2 separate regions of the Homo sapiens genome follow, and region 2 is linked to region 1. The links are chromatin loops, found by intact Hi-C in ENCODE. Cell type or tissue: mammary epithelial cell. All regions are shown on one strand. Links, peaks and the distances in the headings refer to the core of each region. The heading gives the core; the rest is flanking DNA.

Region 1 (12,865 bases), core at 1,849-9,848:
CAACTTCTGCTAAGCAAAAAAACCCAAAGGTAAAAAAGAAGCAAGAACAAAAATAGTATTTTAATTATAGAACTGATTATATAAGTGAAGTAATCAAAGTGCTTCAATCTCTCAAATTCACATCATTTGAAGTTTGAAAATGCTTAGGAATCTAACCAAAACTTCTTTTTCAGGCAGAATTCATAGCTCAAAAGATGAATGTTGCAAAAATCTGAATAGTCTGTACTGAAAACATACTGGTCCTATGCAGAAAAGATTACACGTTCTTCAAAATAAAATAAGAAAGTTAAAACTTACCAAGGTATCTCCTGAAAGAACCTCTAAAAGAGAAATCAAATTGTGTCCATCCCTTAAGTCTTCATAGAGATCATTCACATGTTTTCGAACCTATAAAGAGAAAAGCAAAATTTGGGGTCCTAGAACTCAGAATTATCCTTAACATTCTTAAACATAAAAAGGAGACAAGTAGAAAACATTCCTCACATGGTATTCATTCATGCACCTATTTTTAAATTTTTAAAATGCTTATTACTTAAAAACTAAATTTAATTTAAAAACTTAAAAAAGTGAATTTCAGATTAATAATTCAAGAAGACAATTCAAATTATTACATTTTTAAGACACCAGAACAAACATAAGCCTGGACTACTACATGGGGTTACAATTCTTCAAATACGGACAATGCCCTGACTTTATTCATGATTCCCGATACAGTGACCAGTGCCACCTTAACAAGAGGGTGGAGTTTTCACCCCCGCAGTTGATCTTCTACTTCTAGCCTAAAACAGGTTCAAGGATGCCGAGGAACATTTTTAGAAATCCATAGACGTGAGCTGGGTGAAGAGTATGAGACTCTACATATTATTTTATCAATATCTTATGAGCCTATAATTATTTCAAAAAAATTTTTTGAAATCCGTATGTGTCAGGTTAGAAGTCCTCTGTCCAAACCCTTCCTCTGCACAATGTAAGTCTTCTTATAACGGAAGATTTTCAAAACTAAATAACACTAGCACAAAATCAACACTCAACCTACAATAGCTTTCCCCGTTCCACAGGCCTGATTTAGAAGTCTGTGATTTTAGAACCCAAACCATCAAAGATTTCCCAAAAGCTTTGTTTAGCCTGCCAAGTAGGGATAGCTCTAGTAACCACATGGCCCACTGCAAGGTTTGTGTTGGACAGACAAATGTCAAAGCAGGTATTAAGATGGCTGTTCCACAGTGGACTGGCACATTTCCATTTTCTCGCCTTTCAGTGATTCTGGGCTACTCCCATGAAAGGAGCCAAAGAAGTGGGCAGGAAAGAGGCAGGAACCAGAATCCCACCTACTTCACCCATGGCACAAGCCCTGTATACAAATGAATCCAACTCCTTTGCACTTCCAAAATGTCAAGTGAGTATATAGCACAAAATAATGAAAAGATCTAAACTTATAATCAAAACTATATAACTACACAAACACAAAGAAGAGGCCTAATGTAAACTGGAAGCAAACTTTTATGGTAAGTCTCTCAGTCCCCAAAAATAGTTTAAATCCCATAAAACTTTATTATCTTAGTTGACTCTCTCTATATATATGTTTTACAATATCTTTTGTTAGTGTCAGAAAATGTTTTTGATTGATGAAGAAGAAGTTCCCTTAGGAATTTCTTATCAAATTTACCAGCTTTTACATCCAGTGTTCTGGCACTGTTTACATAAGTCACAGAACCTTTTAATATTCAATTACCCATCTAGGCATAATTAACTACAAATAATATAAATACTAAGCTTAGGCTCAATAGCTCTACCACAAAGTAACTGTTCATGTCAATAGTACCTTTGAAATACAGCAAAACTGAAGGTGAATCAAATTACTTTTAACCAAGTCTCCATCTTTACAAATTGACATTTTATTTTGATTTCCTAATTCCCAAGGAATATCAGTTGAATCTCTGATGTCATAATACCAAAGTAAGACAAAGTTTAAAAATACTTTATTTAGCCCCAAAAAATGTTATAACACATTTTGAGCAATCCTTGTTTAGAAAAACCTGTAAATACGCCATGCTCAGTGGCTCACACCTGTACTTCCAGCACTTTGGGAGGCCAAGGCAAGTGGATCAATCACCTGAGGTCAGGAGTTCGAGACCAGCCTGGCCAACGTGGTGAAACCCCATCTCAACTAAAAATACAAAAATTAGCCGTGCATGGTGGCAGGTGCCTGTAATCCCAGCTACTTGGGAGGCTGAGACAGGAGAATCACTTGAACTCAGGAGGCGGAGGTTGCAGTGGGCCGAGATCAAGCCATTGCACTCCAGCCTGGGTGACAGAGCGAGACTCCGTCTCAAAAAAAAAAAAGAAAGAAAGAAAGAAAGAAAAACCTGTAAATAACCAAATAAGTTACAAAGGAGTTATCCATTCAATTAGAATATTTACCTTGAGATACCATGAAATGACAACTCTCTCAACTTCTCAACTGTATTTCAGAGATGAATCAATTTTCAAGGGCCTCTTCAGGAACATATCTATTACATGCATGATATGTACGCGAACAGATAAGCACTTAGGGAAATGAGTACTAATACTGCAATTTCCTACTCATGGACTGGTTTCATGGGAGACAGTTTTTCCACAGATGCAGGGGAGGGTGGTTTTGGGATGAAACTGTTCCACCTCAGATCATCAGGCATTGGATTCTCATAAAGAGAGCACAACCTAGATCCCTCACATGCACAGTTCACAATAGGGTTCACAGCCATGTGGTGGCTCATACCTGTAATCCCCAGCACTTTGGAGGCCAAGGTGGGCGGATCACTTGAGGTCAGGAGTTCGAGACCAGCCTGGCCAACATGGCAAAACCCATCTCTACTAAAAATAACAAAAAAAAATTAGCCGGGCAATGTGGCGTATGCCTGTAATCCCAGCTACTTGGGACGCTGAGGCAGGAGAATCACTCGAACCCAAGAGGCGGAGGTTGCAGTGAGCCGAGATCATGCCACTGCACTCTAGCCTGGGCAACAGAGTGAGATTCTGTCTCAAAAAACAAACAAACAAAACAATAGGTTTCATGCTCCTATGAGAATCTAACGCCATCACTGATCTGACAGGAGGCAGAGCTCAGGTGGTAAGGCTGGCTGGCCCAATGCTCGCCTCCTACTGTGCAGGCCACTTCCTAACAGGCCATGGACCGGACCAGTACCTGTCTGTGGCCTGGGGGTTGGGGACTCTTGTATTAGAGCACTGTAAGAATTCACCCAGTCCCGTTCTAAGGCACAAGCTTGAATTTATAAGGCTAAGGCCTACTTAAAAACAAGGCAGAAAAGCTAAGCTTGTGAATGTCATGTACATTCTAAATCTATGTACTTCTCTGCGTATCTTCAATATAACCAGAAAGCAGCCAAACTCTAAAAGAGCCTGAATGGGAACACTAAAAGATTATATTTATATAAACAATATTATACAGCTCCTGATCCTCAGCCAGCTGCTTTGTCTCTCAAAATAAATGGCTTTATTGTGCAGGTCTGATATCCTCAGTACACAGAAGGACAGTAGAATCCAAGCACATGATTACTTTGGGGACTTCCAGGATTGTAATAGTGCTGAGAATTCTGTGCTCTCTGGTCCACTATGCCTACACCCTACCAGACTTACATTTCACTCTATATTCCACTTCTTGTGTCTTTCTCACTCCAGGACAGTTAAAGATGGGGTATGATTCTGAACACTTATCTCATAGTAAGGCAATTTCACAACTTGACTTGCCAGACTGAACAAAACCCTCTACATAAGGGAAACTTTCCAAAACCAGGTGTCATTTGCTACTATCGTATTTATGTGACAACAAAGGAAAATTAAAACAGACATGTTTAGAGAAGGAAAATAATAATATTAAGCCATGCAAATCTAAACTAGGAAAAGATGGCCGGGTGTGGTGGCTCACGCCTGTAATCCTAGCACTTTGGGAGGCCGAGGTGGGTGGATCATGAGGTCAGGAGTTTAAGACCAACCTGGCTAAGATGGTAAAACCCCATCTCTACTAAAAATACAAAAAGTTAGCTGGGCATGGTGGCAGTGAGCTGTGATCATGCCACTGCACTCCAGCCTGGGCAAAAGAGTGAGACTCCCTCTAAATTAGGAAAAGAGAAAACCTGTGATAAGGGAAAAGACATTTTAGTCCTGCTTCTGCCCTTGGCCTTATGAATTTGTACCAACAGCCTAAACTCTCTAGGCTTCAGGGTTTTTTTTATCTTTAAAATAAAGGTTGGAAAACAGAAAACTCCTAGTTCAACCTAGAGAACAAAAAGTCTGTAATCTTTAAATCAAATTATTATCATTTTAAAAAATCAATGACCTGTCAACTTAGAAAATGTATAAAATAAAAGCTACTCTTAAGACTTATGGCTTAATTTTTTAAGAATTTTAGAAGAAAATGCAGAAATAAACTAATTTAACTTCTATAATGCTTGAAAAAAATCCAAAGACACTGGCTATCCCCAATACTGCCTGCTTTTCCTGTCTCAGCTGACTATTCTGAGGGTCCACAGAAATACTGTATATGGAAAACATCCTACAAAATATAAGATATCATTTTCCGAAAAGCAAATGTCACTAACAATAATAAACAAAAACACACACACCATGAGTTACTACTAGATGCCTAACCTTGTGCTAAGTACTTTATAATACTGAGTCAGTTTCCTCAGCACAAATGAGTGGAATAAAAGAGGATGCTATTAAAAATTAAAAATCAACATTATGGGTAAAGGGTGGTCGGGAATGAACTGAGGGGAAAGAATTGGGGTTCCAATCTGATCGAGCAAGAAATTTAAGGGAAAGAAAAGAAGGGAAAGTAGACAGCTAAGCCTACATAGAAAAGCTTTTATTTTACCCTAGGAGTGAGTCATAGGCATTGGGCCTGGTAACTTTCCTTCACAGATGACTATACTAACCGCCAATATCCCTAACATTCCATTTTCAGTTTTTAATAAAGCATTCCTTTTTCTCTTTTTGGATATGTTCTCCCTATGGGACAAAAAACTGTCTGGATCAATAGTGCTAGAGGAAGTGACGAGCAAAGTAAAAGCACTATGAAATACTCTGGGATTAACTTACATAACTTGAATTACATAACAAGGCTGATACAGCATTTTCTGTATTTCACACAATTCTCGTAGAATTTTGCAGTACTTCAAAAAAATATGTATATAGCATTGCACCTAGAGTTTACCTCTAGGGGGCACTAATCTTTTACTTAAAAGAATATCCCAAGAAAGTAAAATAGACTAGAAAACACTCTATGGGCAACAAAAATTCTAAACAAGATGCTGGCGATGACATGGACAATATTTCAAATTTATTTTGGAGTGAGAACACATTAGCTCATGCCAGGTCTGTATTACCTAAATGGCTTAACTTATCAAAAATACTACACTGAAAATTTCCTTTTGTTAACCTATAACTGTTTGGTTTTATATAGGCTAAATCAAATTCAACTTTGAAGAAAAGAGAATCATTATATAACTGCTTGCTGAATGTTTAAACTTCCTTTTTTAAAAGTCTGACATTATAGTGGTTGATGTTAATCTAGACAAATTTCACAAAAATTTGACTTCCCATTATTTAAACTTATTACTATTGTTTAGCTGCAATTCAATTCAGGTCACAAACTATTTATTGAGCATTCATCCGTCATATGCCAGGGTATCCTTTAAGTTCTATGGGTACAAAGATGAATAATAAGAGTGCCACCTCTTGAAGCCTGTAATCTGAAATGAAAGAAATTTAGGCAAGAAATTGCAGTATAAAATAAATGCATTCAGAGAACACTCAGGAAGCTATGAGGAGCTTAACCCAGTCTGAGGTCTTCCCAGCAAAGAAGATGGGAATGTTGCAGGTGGAGGGAGGAGCAAGAACAAAGGAAAAAGGCAAGGACACACAAAACTACATATGAGTTGCAAGGAAGGAAAGCAGTGGTGAAGTCAATGAAGCATGAGGTGGAAGATGAGGCTGGAACGATGCGCCGGTGGACATAGAGGCTTTATATCCCAGGTTAAGAAGCTTGAACTTTTCCTACACAAAGAAAACTACGAATTTTAAACAGAATGAGGCCATAATATCTCTGACCAATATAAAAGCTTCCCTGTAAACTATTATCTTAAGCAAAAACAAATCAATCACAGGTAAAATCAAGAGCCCAATCTGTACACAATAATAGAGGAAAGGTCCCTCAGGAAAAAAAGGAAACTGGAAGAGTCATTCCATTAATGAACCTTGGGTAAAATGCAGGCATCCTAGTGAGCTCTGCAGTAGGGAGCAAAACATCAGCCACATAAAGGGTTCACAGTCCGCTCTTAAAGAAGTTCTATATCTAAAGGATACAGTATTCTGGAAAACAATCAGCTATCTTTAGAAAGAAACATAAATAATAAAAGAAGGCTTGTCCCAAATGAGATCGCCTCACTGGCTTATACTAACTGGGTGACGAGAAGAAGGATAGTTTGCTTTAGTGAAAATTATAAATTAAAATATTTTTCAATGCAATTTTTTTACATCAAACAAGTACGTTCATAAAAAATTAGCTGTCAGGTTCTCCTGGGAGAGTTCCTTAGACAGCCTACTTGAAAAAATAGAGGTAACATAAATATCAATATATTAACATATTAATTATTGATAAGAAAATTAATGCTTTTAAAATACACACAAAAAATGCTCAAAAACATTGTATTATCTTAGGTAGCTGCCTTATCTAAAGTTGTTTTTTCATTACAAATTTATTTCAGTACTACTTCTTCAGGAGTTGTGAAAGAATAAAACTACAATTCATATTCTACCTAAATTATTATAAATTCGAAATTGGTGCAGTTAAGTCAAACAGGGAAATATCCTTATTTGGCATGATAAAAAGGCGGTTATGGTTTTTTAAGGTACTACGTTAAGTCAACATTAAGGCCACATAGAATTCATCTCCTTTAGGTTATTTTTAAACTATGAAATAAAGGTATTAGTTACACATCTTAAGGTATTAATGGATAAAATAATAGAGAGTTTTTTTTTTAATCCACATTGGTACTAGGTGGTACAAATAATGTGTCTACTTCTTTGGACCTGATTCACTCCTTCACAAAGAAGGCTTCTCTTTTTAGCTTTTGGGTAGACAATCTATAATCAATTAAAATGCAAAAACTGAATGGCCTTTCCTAGTCTTTCACCACAAGGTGGAACTAGGTAGTTAAATAAAATAAAAACATTTATTAATATATTACAGATAAACACTTTAAGATTTGGGGTATTTTAGTCACTGTTTCACCTAGGTATTTTTTATTCTCTTCTATACAGTTTCGCCATGGTTGCAGTAACCTTTTTAAAAGGCTATTTCAATTTTTAAATATTTTTAAATAGGTAACTTTTCTGTAACAGTCTGAGGTTAGGGTTGGTTGGTTCTGGTTTGGTTTGAGTTTAGGTCTCTATCTTTCCTATCTTCCCTTTTATTATCAAGAAAACAGATAAAAAATCTATTTTTGCTCACATTTTCCCCTGAACCTGTAGATTTTTCATCTCTTGCATAGCTGTACAGATCTTGGTGTGGGGTAATTATAATGTAATGTAACTGAAAGGGAGAAATAAATTCAGAAATCAATATACTCTGCATAGTATATCTTTTTTGGTATCTGTCCAGTTCCTTGGACAGATTATTAAAGATGTATTCTTGACAAACTCCACACTACAATGTCTAACAAACGAGCGTCGGCTTGTAAAGGCATCAGCATTACCCATTCCACATATGAGAGAGAGAAGAACAGCTAATAAATATTATTGTGCAATCTTTTAAAAATAGGAGGAGGTGGCCGGGCGCGGTGGCTCACGCCTGTAATCCCAGCACTTTGGGAGGCCGAGGCGGGCGGATCACGAGGTCAGGAGATCGAGACCATCCCGGCTAAAACGGTGAAACCCCGTCTCTACTAAAAATACAAAAAATTAGCCGGGCGTAGTGGCGGGCGCCTGTAGTCCCAGCTACTCGGGAGGCTGAGGCAGGAGAATGGCGTGAACCCGGGAGGCGGAGCTTGCAGTGAGCCGAGATCCCGCCACTGCACTCCAGCCTGGGCGACAGAGCGAGACTCCGTCTCAAAAAAAAAAAAAAAATAGGAGGAGGTATTTTAGATAAGACTAAGGATGCTTCTTTCCAGTATTCTGTCTGTTTGGCAGGAGAATATGGGCATTACCTTTTACAGGTTTTTCAAATATCCTCCTAGCTCATTACTTATATAAATCTTTCTTTAAACTCTTTTTCACCTTAAAAAAATCATGGTAAGTACTACTATGTCAAGAGCAATTTTTAACACCAGCATAAGGAAAAGAGGAGAAACCAATCCATATCCTTACTATGCTCACCTTTTTCCTACTCCTCCTACTTTCTCATAATTTGGGCAAAAGAAAGAAAAAGCTGGGAAAGCAAGGGTCATTATCACTTAACGTGTCTAAGGAGAAAACCTAATCAAGGAAACAAAATTTTGATGGAAATAAGTGAAAATGTGTGGTTGTAATATAAAGACAAATAATGACAACGAAGTAGAATGCTATTATAATACTAATAGCTAATTAGACATAGTTCATCTGTGTGCCATGACTTAAAAAATATAACTAGGTGTAACAAAGTCTGCTTGACACAGGTAGTCTATAATGACACCATTACAGTCTTATTCTTTACCACCACTGTTTTAAAGAGATTCCACTATATTTTTAAATTCCAGCTTTTACTGAAAAGCTTTTAAAACAGAATTGTAAATACTTTAAAATAAAAATCATGCAAAGGTTATTTTAAATAATTTTAAATTAGTTTTATTTAAATTTATATCATGATCAAAATTCACACTAGTTCAAAAAATGTGTATTTCCTCATCAAATCCTCCCAGCTAATGACTCTCTTGTAACGTTATACCAAATTCATAAATCAGATTCAAATTGATCATTATAAATTTAGAGATGTATTCAAGTAAAAGCATTCTGTCTTTGAAACAACAACAAAAAAAGAGAGCTCCTGGGACAGATACAGCAACCTCTCAAGTCATGTGCTTCTAACACAAGGTCACTTTACCAGACTGACTTTCTCTTTATACCTACCTATCATTGGTTTTAAAGAAATCTTAATCATGGTTGGTGATAAGATGGAATAACATGTAGGGGAGTAGCACTGCAGTGCAGGGCATGGTATGATTCCAGGTAAAAGGCAGTCTGAAGACCCTGGGCAGCTGGTGAGTGGGAAGAGAAGCATCAGAAAAGGAATATAAGGATGTGACAAATAAAAATTTCAACTACTTTGCAATTCTGATTAAAGTGCTGGTTGTGGCAACTACCCTGAATACTTCTGAGCTGAATCATCTCTTTTGGGGCTTTTGTCAAATGAGCTATAGGTTGTCAATGCCTGACCTATAATCTCAACACACACACACACACAATCAAAGAACTACCTGAACCTCAAAAATTAACTTCATCTACTTCCTGGATAATGTCTTACATGGCTCTATCCTTAACCGAACAGTGAGCCACTTGCTGGAATGGTTACAATATGAGTCAGGCTGCAGACTCGAGAGGAAGCAAGGTCCTCATAGAGCGGGGTTAGTGCTGGGCAAGTAACAGAATCCACTGGTAGATACAGCTCCAGGAAAGGTGCAGCCAGCCAGGAGTGCAGACACCTTCTGGTCATGCCATCATGGGCACTTCCCGGTGTCCCTTTCAGAGCATTATTTCCTAAGGTGAGAGATTAGGATAGGCATGACACAAGTGGTTGCTTCATCTCTTTTTTTCAAGTCTCAAGGACTGGAAAATCTAGGGGTCTCTTCATAGCATATTTTATAGTTTTAAGGCTTTGACGATACTCTGATACTTTCAGATACTTTATATGCAAACTAATTCACTCCTCTTTAAACATAAGCTCATTTCCTTGGGTCCTTGAAAATAAACAACTGAGAGCAACTGGTTGCATCCTCTTCATTAAACCTTTGAAATAACCCAGGATTATGATCAAGACAACTGACAAAAGGAGAGGAACACTAAAACTATTTTTAAAGACACCCCCAGATGATGAGATACCACTGCCACTGCTACAATCCGTTCTGATGCTTAACACCTCTTCCCTGTCAAAGAATGTTTCCTTAAATCCAGATGACACTCCATGTCCCCAGTACCACGATTCATATTTTTCTAAAATAAAACCACCCAAAATCATATCTGGGGAACTGATATGTTTGGAATGGAATTATAAATACAGGTTTATTCTTTTAATTACTTAATTAAAAATTTGACAGATGCTATATACACTCCTGTTAAATTAATCTCTGCAACAGAAATATACTTTCTGTAGGAGGATTAAAAGTTTCAAAGTGATCACTTCCTAAATGACATCATAAGTCTGCCAAACTTTCAGATTCTAGTCTACTCAACAGAGATCTCCGGACCACAGATGCTTAAAAACTAGTTTTCCCAGTTGTAAAAGCCCAGTGTCACAGAAGAGGTACTGCACTGATGTCTCTTACTAAAGCTGAAATCTAAGTGGAAGTTATTTTCTCTCCAGCCCCTGTCTGAGCACACTCCCTTTTAAAGTGACAAGTTTCACCAAGAGCAGGCTAGAGCCAGGTAACACCTAGCAAATCAGGGGCCACACTTCTGAAAGTGAACCACATAACAGCTATGGGTTTACTGGAAGATGCTCAGGTCCCAGTGCCCTAACTAGAGCTTCATGTCCATTCCTGATGGCTAAGAGAGATTTTGAAACAAAATGTCTCCTGAATATTTGAGGTCACATTCTAAAACCTCTGCTGTGATATTTCTCTATTGATAACTCCTCCTCTAGTTACTGAAATCTTACTTTTCCTACTAGGTCAAATTCTAACGTCATCCAGGCAGTGATGGTTTCCTTCTTCTGCACTCCCATATTCTTTGGATTATACCAGTACACCAATCATCATTTTACTTATAGTTTTATGTAGACAATATACATAAATGTATTAATAATTTCCTTAAGAAGAAAGGGCCCTGTCTTTGGTCCTCACTGCAAATGCTTAATGTCTGACACAGTGCCTTTCATATAGTAGATATTCAAAGAACTTTTGTTGAATAAACAAAAGATTAGTCACCTACACTTTGCATTTGACCTTAGCCATGCACTCAGCTGTGGGCTCTTGAATGCCTGCCGGATCACAGGGAAAAAAACAGAAACTCAGGAAATGGATTCACAAATCCCATCAAATGACTTCCTAGCAGGGGATTTGTGTTTGCCCCAAGGCCCATCATGGCATCTATCGGAGTTAGTGCCTGGCATCATGTTCTGCCACACAGTTGGAGTTAAGTAAATTGCTTCTGAATGACTAACACATTGAAGAGAAATGTCCACTTCTGCATGCCAAGCCTCCTAAGTATTTCCCCTATTAAGGAGCACAGAATGACACCTCCAAAGTATGGTGCTTTGGCATGCTGAGCACTTTGAAGAGAAGAAATTGGAAGTCTTTAGAAGTTGCCTAACTTTCTAACCTTCTCTTGTTTCTCTCCCACTCCTCACCAAGCGCAAAGAGGGAGGATCTCTAGAATTTCCTTAGCTGACTAGGGAAATTTCTGTCCAAAAGAAATGCAATTGCCTTAAGACCTCTCTCTAGCAGTTACATCAAATAGCCAGGAAAGATTAACCACAGAAAAGAGAAGAGATTAAAAGTCATCACCATGCCCAGACAGACTTTTCATCTATTCTTCTCAGGGCAGCTCAGAGAGATTACCTAAAAGACTTTATCTGAATAATAAGACAAATGAAGTTCTGCCCCTCACCTTCCCAGCAGCTTCCCCAGAGCTCAGAGGAACTTTGTACCCAGGCCATTGTTCTTTAAGCTCATTCATTTCCCCTGAAAATCATTTATTGCCCCTCTAAAATTTCCTATACGCCCCCCTTCCCTCTCCCCTGTGAAGAGGGTACATAAGCCCTAACCATCTGGCCCTTCTTTGAGTCTCATATTTGAAGGACTTCCAAGTCTACGCATTCGTAAATAAATCTGTATGCCTTTTTCTCCTATGAATCTGTCTGTTGTCAGCATTTCAGCAAATCTTCAAAGAGGGCAAAAAGGAAGCTTGCCCTCCACCCCTAAAACTCTTATCCATCTAAATTAGTCTGGTAAATGACTGGCTGGAAAGTGTCTAGATAAATCAAATTTCAAGACTGAATAATGAATCGTAAAACAAAACACTTTCAATAAAAATAGATATATAGATCAATGGAACAGAACAGAGAGTCCAGAAATAGACCTGTACATTTATGGACAACTGGTGTTTGACAAAAGAACAAAGGCAATTCAGTGGAGAAAGGATAGCCTTTTCAACAAATGATGCTGGGAAACTGAATATCCTTACGCAAAATCATTTGCTTGAACCTTTTCCACAAAATGAATCATAGACTTAGATGTAACAGCTAAAGCTACACAATTGTTAGATAAAATCATGGCAGTAAATCTTTATGACCTTGGGTCAGGCAAAGATTTCTTATGTATGATACCAAAAGCATACATTATTTTTTAAAAACTTAACAATACGAGCATTTAAACCCAATCTAAAAATAGGCAAAGAGAACCGGGGGGATGGCTCACAACTGTAATCCCAGCTACTCATGAAACTGCCTTTGTGAAAATTACTTGAGTAAGAAAATTATGGTAGTGAAAGAGATCAGATCTAACCAACCCCACCAAACTGGGCAGTCCAGCCTTCAAACTGCCCTTAATTATTGGGAGACATTTAGTTTATAATTTAAATCAGTGGCCCACTACATTTTTGGCACCAGGGACTGGTTTCATGGGAGACAATTTTTCCACAGACCAGGGTCAGGGTGGTGGGGATGGTTTCAGGATGA
Region 2 (12,865 bases), core at 3,176-11,175, 63 kb after region 1:
ATGTTTTGAGATATTTTGAATTTCATAACAAATACTGAAATGCAGTAACAGAACTTGCAAGTGTTATCAAATTACTATTCTAGAATCATAAGAAGTCACTCAAGGAAGAAGTCAGGTAGAAACTAGAACTGCCAATGAAGAGAATGAATTCCAATCAACCATAGTAGAAATAATGCACGAAACATATGCATGCCAGGATATCATAAAGGAGAAGACTGTAAAATAAACGTACAGTGCAGAGGTGAGATATGCAAGAGATTTCTGGTCTGTCTTGAGGCAGAGGTGATGAGAGGCAGCAAAAAGCAATCTGTGCTTAGAGAACAGAGATGTTAAGATGAATGGTGAAGTATGAGTTATGAGATATAACAGAGATCTTGAGGTACTGCCAGACAGACTCAAGTTAAAGCAATTACTAGCATCTGGAAGAAGTCTCCAAAGATTTTACTCAGACTTCAGTTATTGGTCCCTGACAACTATCAGGAATGGAGCTATGACAGCCTTTTATTCAACTTTCCTAAGCAGGAAAACAAAGGCATCTCTACCACCCAAAAACTCAAAAATTTTAAACATTCTAAAAACACCTAAGTAACATTTCCTCTAAGGACTTAGCAAATTTGGTTTTGGGTTCATTGTGTTTACTTGAACTATATGTGGGCAAAGAGAATCTGAGCAAAAGGATTTGTCCTACTTAGCTAGTCACACGCACAAGTTAGTATTCTTACACTACAGCCTCATGGGACCAAAACCCAATCCATCCACTCTAACTGTGAAAGTTGAGCCTTATCTCTCAAAGATTGATTAATTGAAGCATGGATTCACATTTTGTAGAAAGCTTACATGCCTGAGACTTCAAGTCAAAGTCAATTTGCTTAATACAATTTCTATGATACAGTATAAAAAGCATGTTCTTATAAAACAAGAACACATGAGAACACATGAGTATAATGTCTCCCATGTCCATGACATTTCCACATCATGAATGTGACCACTGTTCACTGACAATGCATTCTTTCAACAAGTAGTTTCTGAGCACCTACTGCATGCCAAGTACTAACCAGGCTAGATGCCGAGATACAAAGATGGGTAAAAGAAATCTGGCTTTGACATGCTGGCTATCATGTTGTTTGGGAAGATAGCACTGCTGTCTTTCTAAAGCTTGCAGTTTCTCATCAGACATATAAGGCCTTTCTCTGCAATTGCTGCGGTATCTTTTTTTTTTTTTTTTCCTTTTTGAGACTCAGTCTCGCTCTGCCACCCACGCTGGTATGCAGTGGCGTGATTTCGACTCACTGCAACCTCCGCCTCCCAGGTTCAAGCAATTCTCCCGCTTCAGCTTCCCAAGTAGCTGGGATTACAGGCACGCGCCACCATGCCCAGCTAATTTTTGCACTTTTAGTAGAGTCGGGGTTTCACCGTGTTGGTCAGGCTGGTCTCGAACTCCTGACCTCAGGTGATCCACCCGCCTCAATCTCCCAAAGTGCTGGGATTACAGGCATGAGCCACCGCACACAGCCTTGCAGTACCTTTAATAGTTCTGATTATATGGGAAACCCCAATTCTCTTAACCTAGAAACACAAGTGGACAACCCATGCTTTAAAAATCTAATGAGTCAGTGCTTTTTTTCTGTTTTGACTTGGCTCATGCCCTTAAGCTACTCTTAAATAACACAGTAAGGAAACCTATTTATACCACCACAAGCAGCTGCAGCTTGTCAAAAAAAATCAATGAATTTTCTAAAAACATTTCTTTGGCTTGGTTTCAGTTTTCAGTTCATCTTAGAAGGTCATCAGCTAAAGATCAGGTAAGATCTAATGAATCAGCATTCTTGCACACAGCTAATGCTCTATCAGTCTCAACTTACACATTCATACATTTTTTAAAACTAATATTTATTGAAAACCTACTATGCTTTATGAGTTGAAGATACACTGGTAAACAAAACAAAGAGCCCTGACAATGTGGAATTAAATTCTAACAAAAAGAGAAACAGCAATCAATAATAATAAAAATAACAAGTGGCAGGGAGTGATGGCTTACATCTGTAATCCCAACACTTTGGGAGGCCAAAGTGGGCAGATCACTTGAGGTCAGGCATTCAAGACCAGCCTGACCAACATGGCGAAATCCCATCTCTACTAAAAATACAAAAATTAGCGTGGCATGGTGTTGCACATCTGTAATCCTAGCTACTCGGGAAGCTGAGATACGAGAATTGCTTGAACCCAAGAGGCGGAAGTTGCAGTGAGCTGGTATCGCACGACTGTACTTGCCTGGGTGACAGAGCAAGACCCTGTCTCAAATAAATAAATAAATAAATAAATAAATAAATAAATAAATAAAACAAATAAGTATTAGAGGATGTTCATAGTGATGGCTGTGAAATAAAACAGAGCAGGTTAAGAGAAATTGAGGGTGTGGAGGTTGAGGGACAAGTGAGAGGCAAGATGGAATTTTAAATAAAATGATCAGAGAGTCCCCATTGAGAAGGGGGGCATCTGAATAAGACTTAAAAGAGATGAAGGAGTTAGCCATACAGATATCTGGAAGAAAGACATTCAGATAAAGCCAACAGCCACTGCTACAGACCTAAGACAGGATATGCCTGGTGTACTCAAACAAGAGCAAGGAGGCCATTAGGTATGAAATAAAGAGACCAAGACAAAAAGTATTAAAAGATGAAGCTAAAGAGGTAACAGAAGAGCCAGGTACCACAGGACCATATAAGCCATTTCGAAGACCTTCAATTTGATTCTCACTAAAATAGGAAGCCACTGGAGGGAGCTGAGGCAAAAGAATAACAGATCTGACTTGTGTTTAAAAAGGTAACCATTGTGTACCGAGAAAAAGTTTCTCAACACAGAATATTTACCAAGTGCTTATTTCTAAGGTATAAAAAATTATTCCAACCTAGAATAGACAACACAATCCCAGAAAATAACAAGTTGAATGACTAATACTACCCAATTTCAATACCTATTATAAAGCTACAGTTGTCGAAACAGTGTGGTTTTGGCAAAAGAAAAGTCAAGTCGACCAAAGGAACATAACAGAGGGCCCAGAAATAGACCCACACAAATTTAGTAAAGTGATCTTTGACAAAAAAGAAAAAGCAATTCAACAGAGAATGGATAATCTTTTCAACAAATGGTACTGGAACAACTGGACATCTATATGCAAAAAATATACAAATTTAGGCACAGACCTTATACCTTTCACAAAATTTAACTCAAAATGAATCACAGACTAAATGTAAAATTCAAAACTATAAAACTTTAGGAAGATAACATAAAAGAAAATCTAGATGACCCTGGATTTGATGATGAATTTTTAAATACAATACCAACATCATGATCCATAAAAGAAAAAACATAGGTTGGATTCATTAAAATTAAAAACCTCCACTCTGCAAAAGACACTGTTAAGAAAATGAAAAGATAAGCCACAGACTAAGAGAAAATATTTGCAAATCATGGCTGGGCACGGTGGCTCACACCTGTAATCCCAGCACTCTGGGAGGTCAAGGCAGGCGGATCAAGAGGTCAGGAGATCAAGACCATCCTGGCCAACATGGTGAAACCCCATCTCTACTAAAAATACAAAACTTAGCAGGGCATAGTGGAACCAGAGAGTCAGAGGTTGCAGTGAGCCAAGATCACACCACTGCACTCCAGCCTGGTGACAGAGTGAGACTCCATCGCAATATACACATATATTTGCAAATCACATATATGATAAAGAACTAGTATCCAAAATATACAAAGAAATCTTAAAAAATCAATCATAAGAAAGCAAACAACTCAGTTTAAAAGTGGGCAAAATATCTGAACAGACAGTTTACTAAAGGAAATATACAGTTGGCAAATAAGCATATAAAAAGATGCTCAACACCATATTAGAGAATTGCAAATTAAAACAACGTGAGACACCACTATACACATCTATTGGAATGGCTAAAATCTAAAAAGATTACAACACCAGACGCTGGCAAGGAGGTGGAGCAACAGAAACTCTCTTTAACTGATGGTGGAAATGCAAAACAATACAGCTACTTTGAGTTGTTTCTTACAAAGCTAAACATAGTCTTACCATATAATTCAGCAATTACACTTCAAGGCATTAACCCAAATGATGTGAGAAGAGGAAGGATGCGGGAACTCTGTACTTTCTGCCTAATTTTTCTGTAAACTTAAACTGCTCTAAAAGTCTATTAAAAAAAAATTGGTCAGGCACGGTGGCTCATGTCTGTAATCCTCACACTTTGAGAGGCCAAAGCGGGTGGATTGAGTCCAGGAATTCAGGACCAGCCTGGGCAACATGGCAAAACCCCATCTCTACAAAAAAACACAAAAACTAGCCACGTGTAGTGGCAGGGACCTGTAGTCCCAGCTACTCAGGAGGCTGAGGCAGGAGAATCACCTGAGCCCGGGAGGTCAAGGCTGCAGTGAGCCAAGATCACGCCACTGCACTCCAGCCTGGGCAAGTGGCGTTGCAAGTTGAGACCCCGTTTCACAAAGAAGGAAAGAAAAAATGTATTCCTGTCCTCAAAAAGCTTATTCTCTTATTACTTTATTATCCATACTCTGCCCACTTCCAACATGGAGTTAACACATACGAAAAGGATACTAAAAGTAGAAATAAAATATCAAAACTCATGTGTAAGGAAATCAATACAGTTACATCAAAATTTTGGCTAAAGAGTTATTTATTGATGTTCCTTTGCTGACTTCCTTCAGTCAAGCCTCACTATATGTTCTCATTGCATATGAATCTGCCCTTCAGAGCATCCATTCTGGTGTTATAACTTAATCAGTGTCTAAACAGCAGATAAGACTCCTAAACAGCAGATAAGAGAGTTTAATGATGCAATAGTAACCAGGAAACCATTAATTTGGTAAAGAAACTGGGGTACAGAGAAGTTAGACAAATCATGAAAAGTCCCACTTAAAAATGGTACAGCCAGGTTTTCAACATTTGGTCTGTTTGACTCCCAGGCCTCATGGTATTGGTGTTACGCCATAAAGTATGATATAATTTTTGGACCTAATGTTATCTTCAAGTTGTAAAAGGCAGTGACTCAATAAAAATAATTTAGTTAAGCTGAAAATCAGCTGAATTTAATTTATAAAGATCATAATTTCTCCTAATTTCAAACCCTGCTAATACAATAAAACGCAGAGTGTGGGATGCCCTATTTCATTCCATGCATCCACATAGAGTTGGGGGCTCAGGTTCACTACTGGATAAACTAAAAGTTGGCATCCTCAGTCAATTTACCTGAGTGCTGCAACATAATAAGGGTTTGAAATGATGAACCAGGATTTTTCCCAGGCTAGTTTTTGCTACACCTGTAAAATGGGACTCTTACAGTAAAACCTGCTGCCTTTAAAAATGAAAACAAAGGGGCTGGGCACAGTGGCTCATGCCTGTAATCCCAACACTTTGGGAGGCCGAGGTGGGTGGATCGCCCGAGGTCAGGAGTTTGAGACCAGCCTGACCAACATGGAGAAACCCCGTCTCTACTAAAAATCCAAAATTACCTGTGCATGGTGGTGCATGCCTGTAATCCCAGCTACTTGGGAGGCTGAGGCAGGAGAATAGCTTGAACCCGGGAGGCAGAGGTTGCGTGAGCCAAGATCACACCATTGCACTCCAGCCTGGGCAACAAGAGCGAAACTCCATCTCAAAAAAAAAAAAAAAGAAAAATCCAGCAAGGAGCCTAAATTATCAAGGAGTAAGGTAGGAATTTGAGAAAAGAAAAGCTCTATTTATAAACATATCTCTTCTGGTCAATATAAACACAGCCTTAGAGCTACCACATCCCAAAATAATTTATCTTAAAAAAAAAAAACTCTGATTATACAATTACTAGGAGGAATCTTAACTATATTCCCTTTATATAAGAGTCTCTTTAAAAGGGAATGGAATCATAAATATTACCTTAGAAATCTGAGTATTACTTTAGAAGTTCATAAATTCTTTAACACAGGGCCCCCAATTTAGGCTAATGATAATCCTCACACTAGTATGTGACTAAAATTGTCTGCAAAGAGCAGTTGTCCAACTGACATTCTGGATCTGTCTGTGATATAATAGGTAAAGAATGTGGTGTCATTTAAGGAGACACTATAATTTCCTGTACTGAATGCAGAGTATTAAAATGTTGCTGTAATTTTATTTTTTTCTAACATTTCTAAATGTATAAATCATCATCAAATAAACACAAAAGCCTTGCATCAAAATATTTAGGTATATATTTTATTATTGACTATTTATGGACAAGATGTTGAGGCTCCATTTTCCTATCTAAAAAACTGGAAATACCTGGACATTGCTTGCCATGAATACAAAATGCACACATGTAAGAGCAAAATCAATCACAACTACAGGGAAAAAACTGCATCAAACACTAGAAATCATTAACAGTTTTTGGCTCATAGCTCTCTGCAAGAATCTGATGAACCCTGTGGACTTTTCTTCTAAATGCACATATACATGTATACAAAACTATACCTTACAAACTTAGAAAGTAACCGACCTTTTACCTCAGCCCAAAAACTTCTAACCAGGAGAAAAATCCCATTATAACATTGCATTGAAGAGTCACTAGACATGTACTTTGGCCTCTAAGACACAGGCAGAATGACTTATATATAAAGTATTAATACTCCAGTGAGAAAATAAAAGAATACCAGTATTAGTTATAAAAGGTTCTCCAAAAGGGAAACTGAAATAAAAGTAGGGAAGAGTAACACCCTAGCATGTGGGGTCCAGGTTATTTTAGACATGAGGATTGAGTAATGCCAAGAAAGCTGACATGTCAAAATCTCAACTTTTAAAATAGGTATATTTTTAGGCTTCTTTAGCAGGCTTCGGTTATGTAAATGCTTAATCATTTGGTAAAGCCGAATGTCAAATTTACATATAAAAACACATAAATTTGCAATATAACATCTAAATTATTTCATGTGATGGAAAATAAGAACTAAAAATACATGTTACTTATTAGCTGAATCATAGGTAGAAGTTTCTTAAAGTGATGTTTTTATGTGATGATACTGCCCATACTAGAAGAGCGTGGGGCAGGAGACTGCATGGCAGAGCAGAAACGGCACATACTGCAAGCTAACTCTCTTCGATCTGCTCCTAGAACTGCAACTGATTAGCCATGTGATTCCGATCAAGTCATTATCTTTCGGGATCCCAATTTTTAAAACCTATGAAGTTAAAGGAATGCCCCATATGACCTTTAAAACTGCTAATTATTTTATTCTAAAGTTATCTAAGAGTATATCAAAAGTAAACAAGAATCAGGGTCAATTAGTGGAGCAGAACAATTAAAATCACAAGTAGTTTTCATTAGAGGATGCCCCAAAACAACATTTCATACATGAGCGAAAATTCCTCAGGAATGTTGCTGCCACAAATATTTTGGTCCTTCAGAGTCATTGTGATAGCCAGCCTCCAGGAGGAATCCCAGTAATCCCCACCTCTGTTATGCACATCCTTACACAGTCTCCTCTCACAGTGCACTAGGGTTGTCATTGTGACCAACTGTATACAGCAAAAATGGTACGTTACTTCCAAGATTGCATTATAAAAGACAAAATCTTCAGCTTGGGTGCCTACTCTCCCTCACTCTTGGTTTCTTGTTCTAGGGAAAGCATGCTGTCATGTGGTGAGCATGCTGTGGCTTCTGGCCAACAGCAAGCAAGGAACTGAGGTGGACCAACAAGCATGTGAGTAAGCCTGGAAACAGATCCACTAACTCAGCTGAGCCTTGAGATGACTACAACACCTTGACTGCCACCTGATGGGAGACCCTGAGCCTAAAACACACAGCTGAGCAATTCCTAGATTCCTGTCCCTCAGAAACTGTGATACAGTAAATATTTCTTGTTTTAATCTAGTAGGTTTTGGGGTAATTTGTTATATAGCAATAGGTAACAGATACAGTCATCTTTTATTCTTTTTTTTAGCCTCTTGGACCTTATAAGTTATTGGTCCAGATTTATTTAGTTATTCTTTCACCCTGTCTCTTATATAACCACTGCTTATATATATACTTTTTTCATTTCCTTTGCAACCACCCAGATTTGGGTCCCCTGAATCTCACTATTAAAAATACCACAAAAGTCTATACACTATATCTCTAAGTCAAGAATCCCAAATTCAAATATATATGAGATATTCAGGCAATGTCAAGTGGACTAAGCATAAGGTAATGGGGAGGTTGGGGACAGTGGTGAACATCAGGATGAATGTGCCTTCTTAGGGTGCTGTCTTCTGCTCAACCCCAACCAACTGCTGCCATGTGAGTATGTGGGCCCAGTGTTGCCAGATCACCTGCTTTTATACGAAGACCCTAAACTCTCTATTTTTATGATATTTCTCAATTTTTGAATATTGGCTTAAAATTGTTACAGTATATAGAACAAAATATATCTACCATCTGGACTCAGCCTGTGAGCCACCAATTTCCAGCCTCTACTCTAGATCAGTCTTCCTAGAATTTCTCTCAGGCTGGGCGCGGTGGCTCACGCCTGTAATCCCAGCACTTTGGGAGGCCGAGGCGGGTGGATCATTTGAGGTCAGGAGTTCAAGACCAGTTTGGCCAACATGGTGAGAACCTGTCTCTACTAAAAATACAAAAAACAGGCACGGTGGTATGCCCCTATAATCCCAGCTACCTGGGAGGCTGAGGCAGGAGAATCGCTTGAACCCAGGAGGTGGAGGTTGCAGTGAGCTGAGATGGCACCACTGCACTCCAGCCTGGGCAACAGAGTGAGATTCTGTCTCAAAAAAAAAAAAAAAAAAAGAATTTATCTCAGATCTTGATTCCCCTGCTCAAAACATTTAAGAGTTATCCATGACTATCCATGGTTCTCTAACTGAGAAAGCTGACATTCACATACCTCTTCAATCTACCTGACCCAAACTTACCTCTCCAGCCTTATAGTCTCTATTGAAATGTTCTGTTACGGCAGACAGGCCTATCCAACACTCTCTAAAAAAGTCATTTCCCACCCACAATATTCCAGCCAACTTGCCCCATCCATGCCCTACCCATAGCTTAAAACCAAACCAAATATCACTTCCTCAGGTAAGACTTCCCTGACAGCCCATCATCCTCTAAAGTCCTGCAACAAACAACAGTCAAGATATTCATTTAGCCATTCAACACATATCAGTTCAATGGCTCTTTTACTGCCATCTTGAACTTTTCTTTGAACCTGGTATGTTTATCTTTTCAGACATTTATATTGTTCACTAACTATGATGAAATATGCTATCTACAAAACTGAATTCAGTTCACTTCAAACCATAATTACAGAATACCCTGAAGTCATCACCTACTAAATTCTGTGCTAAAGATTATACAAAGAAGAAATACAAGGCCGGGCATGATGGCTCACGCCTCTAATCCCAGCACTTTGGGAGGCCGAGATGGGCTGATCACCTGAGGTCGGGAGTTCAAGACCAGCCTGACCAACATGGAGAAACCCCATCTCTACTAAAAATACAAAATTAGCCAGGCGTGGTAGTGCATGCCTGTAATCCCAGCTACTTGGGAGGCTGAGGCAGGAGAATCGCTGGAACCCGGGAGGCAGAGGTTGTGGTGAGCCAAGATGGCGCCATTGCACTCCAGCCTGGGCAACAAGAGCGAAACTCCATCTCAAAAAAAAAAAAAAAAAAAGGAAAAGAAATACAAATCCCTAACATCCGGGAGTCTACAGATTCTTGCAAAAGCAAGATGCAAACAGCTTCAATAGTAGAGTGTAATAAGTTTTGAGGGGAATTTTAGTTACAAGAGTAACTAAATTCTCCCAGGAAGAACAGAAAGAACAAGGAAGAGATTACAGTTGATCTGGGAGAGGAAGAACAGTTTACTAAAATAAGCCTCTCCTCATCCTCTTCAGCCAACAGGCATCCTCTAAACAACCCTAACAGTCTCCGTTAAACCCAAGCACACCTGCATCCATAGCCAACGTCATTACTATCCACAAACTTTTAGGCTGCTTTGTTTATTTAACCTTGAATATCTCCTTTTTATCTCTAAATGGAACTGTGGCCATCCTAATTACATAGACAATGGGTACCAAAAAGTATTTCACTTACTAACTAAAATAGGTCTAAAGTTTTATAAGCTATGATTTCAAAATAGCAGTATTACTCTTAAAGATAGATGGCAAAACATTTCAAAGGCCCAGCGCTTAGATATTGGTTTCTAATATCAGCTTCCAATAAAAGGAACCAGGGCTCCTTAGAGAAATGGTTGATTTCAGGGCTAGGGCAGGAAATACACAAGATGAGCCTCAAGCACCTTGGAATGTCAGAAAAGGAAGGAAGTGCTCAAAAAACAAAGCAAAGGAGCATAGCGAAAGCACACAGGAGCAAACCTGAAAGAGCTCCCAATGGCCAAAGCTGGAATAATTTGAGCAACAAAACAAGTAGCATAACATTGGATTATAATCCAAAGTATAAATATCTACAAGTCCATATTGACATACATCAAGTGACTGAATGAATTAAAAAATTAGAGAAGAAAGAAGTTTCCTTCACACAAAAATCCAAACAATTTATGTAGATATTCTCCTCTCAAGGATGTGAAGCTTAATTCCCCATCCCCCGTTGTGGGCTGCACTTACAGTGCTTTGCTTCCAAATAATGATGTAAGTAAGGATGGGGGAGGAAAGAAACCTGGCAAACTTTACCGCAGTCAGGTAATCAAGGATAATAACATCATAGTGACAAGTCATGTGGGTAGCACCTACCCTTGATAAGACATGTGAATTGATATGTTAATAATGGCACTTCACCTCTGTGGTCTTCCTTGCAAAGACCCATAACCTCAATCTAACCATAGGAAAAACATCAGATAAACCCAAATTGAAGGACATTCTACAAAATACCTGACCACTACTCCTCAAAACTGTCAAAATCATCACAAACAAGGAAAGTCTAAGAAAATGTCACAGACCAGAGAAGACTACAGAGACATGACAATGAAATGTAATGTGGTATCCCGGATAGGATGCCAGAAGGCAAAAAAACAAAAAGGACGTTAGGGAAGAACTAATGATACTCATATCAAGTATGGAATTTAATTAAAGATTATGTACCAGTGTTGGTCCATTAGTTATGATACATGTACATACTAATTTAAGATGCTAACAACAGGGGAAGTTGGACACAGGGTGTTCAGGACCTACCTGTAATATTTTTGCAACTTTTCTGTTGCCAAGATCTAAAATCTATCCTAAATCTAAATCCATTACTATTTAATACTATTGTAAAATCTAAAGTATTCTAAAATTAAAAGTTTATTAAAATTTTTTTTAATTTCAAAAGGGTCACATATTTTGAAACCTTTCAAGAGTGAAAAAGAGGACTGCAGACTTAAGATTCACAATAAAAAATATTGTTAAAAAGGCAAACTCTACACCTAAATTATTTATTTTTATTTTCAAAATATTTTTTAAAAACTTACTGGCACTAAATGACCTTTATCACATCCAGAGATTTTATTTTGAATAGCATTACCGAAGCAAATTGTTTAAACATCACAATCAAATCAAGACTTGAATCTCATCAACATACCAGGGAAAAGTCAGTTTTGAGGAGACAGGCATTGTGACAGCTTAATTTGAAATTTTAACAATTATAGTAATGGAATCACACACAAATACTGTTTGGTCATCCTAACATGGTCCATTATGTTTTATAAATTGGCTAGAAATTAAGAATGAATACTGCTCATCTTCATGCAGAGACAAAAATGCTTCTCTTATTGCTGATTATTCTTTACTTGGCAGTGGCTCCTAACACTTGACTTGAATTAACCCTGATTTATCTAAGGAAGTACAAGACATTTATGTTTAAGGCAATCCAACAAATAGGAAACCCTGTTTCTGAATAAACTCTGAATCAACTGAGAAGTGAGATAAAATAGATAAGAAGTAAGAGAAATAAGTTAGATAGAAGGATAAGAGAAATACGAAGGCAAAAGGAGCAAAATATTACCTTTACTAACAATATAACCTAGCTTAAAGAATATTACTTACTACAGGCAAGTAGATGGTTTCCAAACACTAAGTCCCATAATTGAAGACTTACCCTCCCAGTCACAGGCAATGCAGTGTCATGCAAGTGGGACAGCCTGACCCTGTAAAACTTACAGCATGATGGAACAGGCTAAATCACAGATAGCTTGCTCATAAAAGAAAGAGGAAAAAGTGAGTGGTCCAAATAAACCCACTTTCTAATTTGAAACTCACCAATCACATTCAGTCACTTCCAAAAGGCACAAGAAGGCATAAATATTACACTAATGGGGTCTCTGTCATATGAAGTGAATCATTAGAAATAGGAAAGAAGCATTTCCCACATAGGATTTTTTTTTTTTTAAGATAGGGTCTTGATTTGTTGCCCAGGCTGGAGTACAATGGCATGATTGCAGCACACTGCAGCCTTCTGGGCCCAAGCCATCCTCCCACCTCACTTCCCAAGTACCTGGACTACAGGCATATGCCACCACACCTGGATAATTTGGGGGCGTTTCTGTTTTTGTAGAGATGGGGTTTCACCATGTTGCCCAGGCTGGTCTCAAATGCCTGAGCTCAAGCAATTCCCCCACCTCAGCCTCCCAAAGTGCTAGGATTACAGGCATGAGCCACTGCCCCCGGCCTGTAAGGAGTATTTTTAAATGCAAAAGAAGGTCTAAGAAAACTTAAATGTAAATATTCCTTGGTTCAGTTATTCCAGTTACAAATTTATTATATCACGTATAAGCACAAAAATTGAGTAAATCCAAGGAGTGCTTCTACTAGCATAGTTCTTTAAGTCAGTAGTATAAATGAAATCAAG

The links. A loop is a pair of places that touch in the nucleus more often than their neighbours do. Peaks named below come from ENCODE experiments on the same cell type or tissue, not always from the same donor. Only the 100,000 strongest peaks of a DNase experiment are listed, where the experiment ranks them.
Region 2: it touches region 1 in a loop (9-fold over the local background); 12 of 110 quality-filtered maps call a loop at or near these places.

Annotation. Positions count from the first base shown.
Region 1 is chr6:56,703,983-56,716,847 of GRCh38, forward strand. DST (dystonin) reads right to left here. Exons shown (of 104, transcript NM_001374736.1): 6 at 298-387. Among named protein-coding and RNA genes, the nearest start is that of DST-AS1, 130 kb to the right of the region's middle. RefSeq lists enhancers at 10,439-10,488, 10,654-11,214, 11,215-11,776. In mammary epithelial cell, for the core only: CTCF peaks have their summits at 5,192 (motif pointing right) and 7,191 (motif pointing right); DNase peaks (open chromatin) are centred at 5,049, 5,139 and 9,539; H3K27ac peaks cover 2,504 bases.
Region 2 is chr6:56,765,317-56,778,181 of GRCh38, forward strand. The region is part of intron 4 of DST (dystonin); the gene reads right to left. Among named protein-coding and RNA genes, the nearest start is that of DST-AS1, 72 kb to the right of the region's middle. RefSeq lists enhancers at 1,720-1,839, 10,086-10,931. In mammary epithelial cell, for the core only: a CTCF peak has its summit at 7,843 (motif pointing left); a DNase peak (open chromatin) is centred at 7,715.